Linked DNA regions of Mus musculus: region 2 is linked to region 1. A link is a contact called in ENCODE Hi-C data. All regions are on one chromosome and are shown on one strand. Each heading gives the region's core, a stretch centred on a gene start or an enhancer-like site at or near the end of the contact. The rest is flanking DNA. Distances are from core to core; before and after follow the strand shown. Region 1 overlaps Gm40085 (predicted gene, 40085). Region 2 holds the start of Lrrc71 (leucine rich repeat containing 71).

The links. Hi-C counts contacts between places; a loop is a spot of excess contacts on that map.
Region 2: a loop to region 1 is called in a map of v-Abl transformed pro-B cells, with 2.7 times the contacts of the local background. The contact joins the promoter of Lrrc71 here to the enhancer-like site in region 1. A Hi-C loop is called at or near these places in 1 of 37 maps with a recorded cell type or tissue (v-Abl transformed pro-B cells).

Annotation. Positions count from the first base shown.
Region 1 is chr3:87,506,645-87,511,381 of GRCm38, forward strand. The region is part of intron 1 of Gm40085 (predicted gene, 40085); the gene reads right to left. Among named protein-coding and RNA genes, the nearest start is that of Gm40085, 3.6 kb to the right of the region's middle. Within about 2 kb of position 1,952, at least 1 of the 3 ENCODE cell types and tissues checked has a DNase peak (open chromatin) inside an H3K27ac peak, as active enhancers do.
Region 2 is chr3:87,746,419-87,751,155 of GRCm38, forward strand. It overlaps Lrrc71 (leucine rich repeat containing 71), which reads right to left and starts at 2,205. Exons shown (of 15, transcript NM_028971.1): 1 at 1,887-2,205. The coding sequence starts at 2,046. Pear1 (platelet endothelial aggregation receptor 1) reads right to left here. Exons shown (of 25, transcript NM_152799.2): 24 at 4,692-4,737; 25 at 2,679-3,879. The coding sequence ends at 3,728.

The DNA of each region.
Region 1 (4,737 bases), core at 702-3,201:
GCTCTAGTAAATAGTTACATCTGTGTTCGCAGGGGTAGCCCTCACTGCACTCGGTGAGTCACAAAACAGAACAAAAGAAGACCTGAAAGAGGGAAGGGAAATTGCTGGCAGGAAGGTGAAGTCAGTGGGGTGGAAGAGATATAAGAGAGGGTGGAGGGGGTGAGAATAATCGGATTGTGTTATATCCATATATAAACCTCAAATAATAAATTTAATTTAGAAAAACAAGCAGCGCATAAAATTACAAAAGATTCTGATTGTTTCTTCAAACCCCATGATACCCACAGAGAGAGTGGAGGAAGAAAAGAGGGAGAGAAGAGAAGGTGCTAATACCTTGTGATAGGACCTCAGTGAGAAATGGGGGGTGACGGGGGGGGGGGTGTTTTGTTCTTGTTAAGGAAGGAAGTCTTAAGTAGACCTCACCGGCTGTGGACAGGAGAGAGAACGAAACAGTAAGACTGGGCTCTGTCTTTGAAGCCCCAAGGAATGGAAAAACTGGTGCCAGAAGGGCTTAGGAGCAGGAAGAGAGGTGACAGATGCTACATAGAGCAGGGAGGACCCTGAGGGAGTTGTCCAATGTCCATGAGACAGAGTAGGAAGGAGCCCTGTGTTCGTGCCAATGGCCCGCTAAATATGCAACTCATGCGATCACAGTCACTCGGTCCTCTTCTCTAGCTACCCACTCCACAGCAACAGGACAAGACTGGTGTTGTGATCAAACTTGAGAGTCCCCAAGGCAGGTCCAGCCACCCTCCTCAATACATCAACTAAAAGAGCAGAAGGGGTGGGGGTATTCATTGTGGCTACACTGGAAAGAAGGACAAAGAGAGCCAAGGAATCTTCTCAAGTCTGTCTTCTGGGTCCTGAAATAAACTTCAATTTTAGTACCGGGTCAAGAATATGAACATCAAAACAGGCAAGGTCAAGGTGTGGTCCTGCCCATCTCTGATCCATTCTGTCCAGACTTCGGTCTCATCTTATAAGATGGTCTGACAACTTTGTTAGAACTGTGTGAGATCTCTTTCTGGGGGAGACAAGTTTCTCCCCCCCACAAAAGACCTGAGGTTTTTGTTTGTCCCAGTATGAGACACCTGGGGAAACTCCCATTTCTTTAGAGTCGCTCGTTCCAGTCATCTGATAGGATAGTCAGACGAGAGACACAAGTATCATTTTAGAATATCTTCATTTCTGCCAGGCCTAGTACAGTGAGAGAGAGTCCTGTGGTACTGAGTGAAGAGAGTAAGGGAGAAAAAAAAGAAAGAAACGATTGTCCATGTGTGACCCAAACTCAGACCAAGCTTAGCTGTCACGGTTACATTCTGAGGGGTCAAACTCGAGAAAAAGCGGTTATTGTGATAAGGTTTAGGGCATGCATAACCTGTGGCTGCGCCTGTCTTGACCGTGGTCCGTGAGGCCACGCTGTACCTTTAGTTTCGTACACTGTGTTCTTGTTCACAATCCAGAAGAATAAATTGGGTGTTTCTGAGATTTTAATCTCCCTCCTTAGGGTTATTTCTAGGTAAATCCCCAGGTGTCCACTGAGGTGTGAATGCTTTTAGAATCCTCTTACTCGATAGTGACAACTGTATATCTCACTACTGAATCACTTCGATGACTGCCAGTAAACCGGGACATTCTCTGGCCACATCTTCTGATTGTAAGTTACCTACACATATCACTGGGTGGCTCCACCTTCCTCCACCTGCTGGCTGTACAGAGTCCAGTCCAATCACAGGGCTAGTGACTGAGCATGCAGAATACTCCACTAGGGGGCGGTAGAGGCTCGGGGATTCCCTTCTATAACACCCTTCCGCTTCTTTTTTCTAAAGATCCAGACTCCAGTCCACCCAGGGTTTCCCTCACAGTCATTATTCCTCTTTGCATCATTTTTACCTCTGCTCTAGAACAGGCGCTGGAAGAGCCTACCCTCTAAGAAGAGGTTTAGAGAGTAAGTGGCCTAGAGGGTGGCATGGCTGGCTGATGGGACGGGGAATGTGCTCTGTCACCAGTGTTTTCTGCTTCGTCCTCCCCAAGGGCTATCGCTGGCTCTTGTTCGTCCCCTGCTGCGTTTGCTGCCGGAGGTCCCCAGAGGCTCATTTAGAGCCAGAGAGCTAAGTGAGGCATGGGTAAGAACAGAGACTGAGAGATTAAGTAAGAGTCCTGGAAGAAGAGGCTCTTGATCAACCGCCCAATTAATAGGGTCATTCCTTCCAACGCAGCCTCGCTAAGGAGAAACAGCGCCAAAAAAGACCAGTTTCCAGACACCCTCCTTCTTGCCCATGATAGGTCAGAATTGGGCCACACGTGGACTGTGCGCACAAACCTAGTTTCTCTAGGACAACTGGATTTCCGTAAGCACGGAGGATGAAATGCTCGTGTCTCCTTACCAGCCCCAGGATTTCGGATGACACGAGTGTTCAACTCAGGAAAGTCAACCATCCTATCTCACGGCATGGACAGGGACCAGGGCCAACCAAAGCAAGGCCTGGGAGACAAAAGGTGGAGCAGTCTCTCTCTCCTGTCGCCCTCTAGCTCCACTTCCTTCCCCTGAACTTGGCCTTGCCCTCCAGCCTCAGGGACCCAAGTCCCCAAGTCCAGATAAGTAGAGGTCAGAGTGTGTCCCCAGCTGACCAGGGAAACAGGCCTCTCCCCTGAACTTTGGTCTTGCTTAGTACCTGGGCAGCAGCCAAGAGTCAGGCTTTCCCTCTCCCAACTCAGACTTCCTGCTACTGCGGGCTGGGGAAATCCCAGACGCTAAACTGTGCCTCCCCACCCAGAGGCCAGGTCCTGAAGGCAGGGAGGGTTGGCAGGGAAGGGCCCTGGGAGATGTGGGTTCTAGGGATTACAGGAACCAAGGGAAAGGAAACCCAAGATGAAGATAGTTGGCCTCCTTCACTCCTTGTTCTTATGAGGATTTGACCAGTGCCAGCCACCTCAGGGGAGACCACTGAGAGCTGCTGAGGGCCAGTAGAGGGAGAGGGAGACGGCTGGGAAACACAGGGAGAGAATGATGTCTATTGAGGAAAAAAAGATCCAGACTGGCTGAGATGAGGGACCCTCGTTCCCCACACTGGGAGCTGGTCCCTCCTGGAGTAGGGGGAGGGGAGTGTCATTTACATGGAAGCCCCTCACCCACCCACCCCTCCCCCACTCCAGAGTAGCTGGGCTGTGGAATGGCCCTGTGCATGTGACAGGCTATTCTTTATCCTTTTCTGTATAGATTTGGGTCTGGACCTTCACAGCAGCTGTGATAGGCTTTCTCCCATGCTCCTGAGATGCATCAGTGGACTGTAGCCCAGCTAAGACCAGCAGTCTTCTGCTCCATTCCCCACTGCTTGGCAGTTACTGCCCTTCCTGGCCAAAGTGAATCCAGGACAGACACCTGGACCTTGGGTCATAAGTCAGTTCATGGGTAAGAGACTGAGAAACTTCCTTTCACAGTATAGAAGCCTAGCTCCATCTCCCTACACTGAACCCATCTGAAACCTACCTTCATCCTCCCTTCCCTTCCTCCTGGAAAAAGCCAGTCTGGAAGCCTCCATACCACCTGTGGTACCCAGTCCAGGCGGATGGCAAGCCCCTTTGGCCCCCAGAGCCTCACCACTAGTCTCCACACCTTCCAGGGGTCAGCTGGTGTCAGGTGCCAGTTCTGGAGAGATGAGTAAGACACCAGCCTCGCCCTTGGAGGGGGTTACCACAGCACAGCGAAAGTACTTTGCCAGGAGCACAAAGGGCTTCATCGGTGAGAACCGTAGCTCTAATTTGGGGCTAAGCAATGCAGTCTGCCCTGTTTCTGTCTGTCCTCTCTGAAGGGAATGCGGGGCTGGCTCTCTGGCTGCCGGCTGAGTGGTCTCACACAAGTGTCCCCCACTCCCCGTGACCTGTAGGATTCGGGAGGATTAGATTTCAGTGCCAGCACTGTTAGCTCTCATACACCAAGCCCTGCCCTGGGTGCCTCGTATGGAAGGTGCCATTTAATCCTTGCAACCCCAACTTCCTACCAGGAAGATGGCATTATCATCTCTACTTTCAGAAGAAAATGAAGCCTGAGAGGGTAAGTTGTCCAAATTGGTCCAGCTGGAAGGATTGGCAACAGAATTGATGCAAGATTGAGCTTCCTCAGCCAGGCAACTCTGCCGTCAGAATCATTGCAGTAGTAGCTAACTCTAGCTCTGTTTTGCTTTATGTGTGGGGTGTTCTGTCTGCTTCGCGTGTGTCTGTGCACATATGCATGCTTGGTGCCCACAGAGGCTGGAAGAGGGTATTGGATCCCCTGGGACTGAAGTTACAGGTGGCTGTAAGTGACCATATGGGTGCTGGGAATTGAACCTGGGTCCTCTGAAAGGACAGACAATGCTCTCAACTGCTGAGTCATCGTTCTAGCCCCCGTTTTGTTCTTTGAGACGAGGTTTCAGGGTCCCGTGTAGCCCAGATTGGCCTGGAACTCAACACTGTACCTGGCTTGTCTATGCCTGATTTCATTTTGCTTATATCTAAACCTTAAAGCACCCCCTGAAAGGCAGATACGGACATTCTGAGGGAGCACGAGACCCTGACAGGGTAGGCGGTGACCAGGGTCCTGCAGGCCATTCCCTGCCGAGCCAGACCTGAGCTTGAGAACGTCTAACTTCAGAGTCCCCATGTCTGTGATTGGTCACCCACCCATACTCAGTCAGTCACCTTTCGGGCTCACGGTCATCCTTCATGTCTCCCTCTTGGTTTGTTGGCACACCTCCC
Region 2 (4,737 bases), core at 955-3,454, 240 kb after region 1:
GAGTCCCTGTCAAAGCTCCACAACGGTCCCCAGGTGTCAGTTGTGCCTGGCCTTCTACCATAAGTTTGTGTAATAAGGGAGCCGGGCCCCAGGTCACCAAGAGCCGCATGACACAGAAAGCCTGAGAACTCTTTGGGGAAAAGGCAAGAGGCACTTGGCTCCTGTGGCCAGCTGTCAGTGGAAACTCAAGACACATGGGAAATGGTCAACCATTTAGTCAGATCTACTCACTTAACACTTAGAAGGAGACTCGTGGAGGGTGGGTGGCCTCTGCAGCGCCCTGTGTATGCTCAGGCTGGCTCTTCTCAACTGGATGCACCCTTCACCCTTCTCAGCATCACTCACCTCTCAGGAGCAGAGCCCCTCAAACTTTAACATCCATGGGAACCCCTGAAGAGTAGGCTCTCACAGTGGTTTTATTCCTACAAGACTGTCTCAAAGGAACTTATTTTTGTCCTCAGACCCATGCTAAATGGCCCCAACCCACAGTTTGAGAAACTAGTCACCAGGACATACAATGGCAACTGTACAAGTCTCTGTGACCTCCACATTGCCCATACCCAGGGTCCCTGTGCAGTGGTCACTTGAGTTCTGGTCCCTGCATCTGCCAAAGCTGCTCGGGCCGGCCATCCTTGCTAGAGCCTTCTGCTTTGTGTTTCTTCAGTCAGAGTTCTGACCCATCTTAGAGAGTCTCAGGTTTGAACATCCCAGCACCCTGGAAGTTCCCAAAGTAGTCACCCTGCCACTTCTCATTCCTGCTGAGCCTCGAACCTGAAGGCCCGCCACTGGACGGCCCTTCTCCCAGCTTTCTTCCCACATCTCCACCCAGCTAGCATCCCAGGCTAGAAACCTGGGACTCGGTCATGCAGTGCAGGGTGACTCTCCATCCCCCTCATCCTTCACCAACTCCATCTCCCAGGAGCCTAACACACCCTCTCAAACCTTCACTGTCCTGTGCCGATGATCACCGTCCCTGGACTGGGCTACTCAGAGTCACACTCACCTTTCTGCTGCCCCTATCTCTGTTTCCCATCTCCTCCATGCACAGCCAGCGTTTCTTTTTCTCTTTTACTCCCTTGGGTCACACTGTCTTGATGTATTGTTCTATAAGGAACTTAGTGCCTCCTGCCTCAGTACCCCGAGTGCTGGGATCACAAGTATGTGTGTGGGCTTTCTGTGCCCAGCAAACCCTGGCCTATCTGTCTTCCCTATGAAAGATGCTTTTTCTCCAGTTCCTTATACCCTGCCTATCCCTGGGCACTAGCGCTGACAGGAAAACAGCACCTGGCAAAAGGCAGACCGGCAGCATCTTTTCCCAGTGTTTTATTTCCATTGCAAGGAAAACGGGGTCCTGACCCTCTTTAATAACAAAAGCATCGAATTTGTATCAAGATGCCTTCTGATACATTCCCTTTTGTGCTTAATTGGTTCAAACTGAGTTCTGTCCCTTGCAACATGAGAAGCAATGGTCCTGTTAATCCAACTTTAATAGTTTTCTTTAAGCGTGCCAAAGCACAACTGTGACCATGGCCACAGAGAAGACACTCAAAAGTAACTGTTGTCTAAATGAATATCCATAGAGCTGTGTTCCTAAACCTTCCCACAGCCCCACGGGATCTTCTCACCACTGCCTCAGCCTTCTTTGACCTATCTTGTCACATCTTACAGTGCACGTCAGCTTCCCCAGGCAATGTGTACTCTTTAAGACCAACCCCTGAGGAGGTGGGATGTGCTGATCCACATTTGATCTCGGAGGAGATAGGTAGACCTCTGAGTTCGGGGTCAGCCTAGTCTGTAGAGCAAGTTGCTGACCAGTTTTAATTTTAAAAAAGAAAAAAAAAGAAAACGTCAAGTCCAATTAATCCAGCCCTGCCCCGCCAGCATACCCGGATTTTTTGGCTCGTCCTCTCCCACCGGGGGCAGGGTGCTTGCTGTCTTATCTTTAGCAGCCCGATCCCCCTTCTTGGTTACTGCTCCGGATGACTTCTGGGCCCCAGGACGCGGAGTCCTGGGTGAGGTCCCTGTAGTGCTTGGCTCACTTGACATAGGGGTGCTTTTGGACCCCTCGAGTGAGAGGCAAGATGAAACGGGACTCTGTGGGCCTCACCCCTAGGATCTCCACTCAGCCAAGCGACTCCGCGACTGCCCTCTCCAGGGCAACCCAGCCTGATTGGGTGGGGCTGTGGCCGGAGCAACGGGCAAAGAGTGCACGTGGAGGCCCCTGACTCTGCCAGAGCCAGAGCCAGTGGGCGTGGCTAGGCGTAGGGCATAGATGCGTGGAATCTAGGGCAGTGCAGCTAGGGCCCTAATGGTCTGTACTCTCTGTACTCGCAGAGGAGGTTGTGGGGGGAGAGGACAACGCACTGAGCTAGAAGGTTGTAGGGGAGAGAGAGTGCCTTGTGAAGGGCCCAAGTGGTAAGGGCTCGGGCTATGCTGAGTTCTTTGCCAGCTCTCCTCAGCTCCCTGGAGGTCTGGAGGCTTGTCTGCTGGTTTGATCTAGGAGGTCCCATCTTTACCATTTCGCCATCCCGGGCCCCTTTGAGTTGCTTGGCTCCTCATTCAGTACCACAGCAGCACGGATGCTGCTCTCTGCTGAGACTCTATCTCTGAGGAGAGCTCCAAACTAGGCTCTGGGGGACACTGGGGACACGGTATTGCTGGTACTTTGATTCAGCCACTCAGCTTTTAGAGGAACATTTATTGAGTGACTACCCTGTGCCAAGGAAACCAATAGTGAGTGAGCCTAAACACCAGAGTCCTGCATCAGAGAGCTGGCGATCAGCCTCTCCACTAGGGGGAGGCAGACGCTAATCTAGCAACAGGGGAAAGCACATCGGAGTGCAGCTTGAGCTGTGCATGTGACCCTGAGCCGTTAAACCCAGCACTCAAGAGGCAGAGGCAAGCAGAGCTCTTGAGTTCCAGGCCAGCCAGGACTACATAGTGAGACAGAGTCTCAAAAACAAAACAAAATGCAACAATCCCATCTTCTTGCCTGGTACCACTTCTGCCTTCTGTGGGTACGTGGAGAAGAGAGTAGCTATGAAGCAGATGTGGGGTGGGTGTTCTGTGGAATATGTGAAGGGCAAGCAGGACTCAACGGGTAACTTAGGAAGGCTGAACTTAGATGTGCCAATTCCTGGGCTGGGAAGTAGGGTGGCAGACAGCCTTCATTCTGGGAAAGAATGAAGCGAGACGGGAAAGGGAGACTGCAGGACCGTCAAGGCGTACCAGGAGGACAAACACCAGAGTCGGGGAGCAATCCTCTGAGCAAAGACATGGAGGATTACTGGGTGAAGGGCAGGCAGGTAGTTAGGGCCTGCTGCTGGTGGAGCTCTAACTAGTTAAGCTTGGAAGCTGACTACTAGATAAGATGGAAAGTGCAGAAGGCAGAACCTATACCTGACTCCCTCTAAAGCCAACTAGAGACACACACAGCCTGCCTGAGCATACACACAGAAAAGGTACCCAACACATACTTTTAAAAAAAATCGATCTAAAATCACACTTGTACAACAACATTCTGCCCACCAGCTTATGTCCACAGGGACTTGAGCAGTGGGTGGGAAAAGAGGGTTAGACACTTTGTCAACTAGTGTCTCCCTCGGTGGAAGCACAGGGCCACAGTCCGTCTCTGTTCACTTCACCAAGTGTTTCTGTTCGTGGCCTGCTGGTCCAGTCCCTGCTCCTGGCAGGGTACATAGGCACGCTCCCATACCATGCCGGCTCTTCAGCGGTCCTGGCGCCGGGATGGAGGGGATGGAGGATGCCGTACTGGAGGCAAGTCATAGTGTCCAGGGATATGGCTGTTCTTGGGGGAGTCGTAGTGACCAGGAGGCAGGCCTGGAGGAAGCGGGGGCGTGGAGCCCAAAGACTCTTCATCTGAAGACAGAGAGGACAAGATGAGGTGACTCCTCAGCCTCCCCTGGCTGCTCCTACTGCAGCCTCTTCCTACCCACAGAGAAGTGAACGGCAATGGGCAATGAGTGTGGGTTGGCTGGGTCAAACACCAGGATGTATGACTAGGCAAGGCCCTCTGCTCAACTACCCAACCTGTCCACCTCAAACAATATGAAGACACTGTCTCCCAACTTGTGTGTGTGTGTGTGTCTGTCTGTCTGTCTCTCTCTCTCTCTTTCTCTCTCTCTCTGTCTCTGTGTGTGTATCTCTCTGTGTCTGTCTCTCTCTGTGTCTGTATGTCTGTCTCTGTCTTTCTCTCTGTCTCTCTGTGTGTGTCTGTCTGTGTGTGTGTGTCTGTCTCTCTCTGTGTCTGTATGTCTGTCTCTGTCTCTGTGTGTGTGTGTCTGTCTCTCTCTGTCTCTGTCTTTCTCTCTGTCTCTGTGTGTGTGTGTGTGTGTGTCTGTCTCTCTCTGTGTCTGTATGTCTGTCTCTGTCTCTGTGTGTGTGTCTGTCTGTCTCTCTCTGTATCTGTCTGTCTGTCTCTGTGTCTGTCTGTCTGTCTGTCTCTCTCTCTCTGGTACTATTCAAGCACCATCTCAAACACTCAACCTTCAGAGGAGGAACAGGCTCGGAGGACGAGGGCAGTTCTCCCAATATCACACCTGCTTTGAGACCACACCACCCAAAGGCCATGGCCCTGCCCTATCATGCCACTGTCTGCTTCTCTCCCCTCCCCTCCCGTGAGCCAGTACCCTGTCACCCCCCTCCCCCCAGGGGGGACATAGAAGACTCACTATGGCTCAAGGGGCTGGGCTGCTCATAGGTGCCACTGTCCCTCTG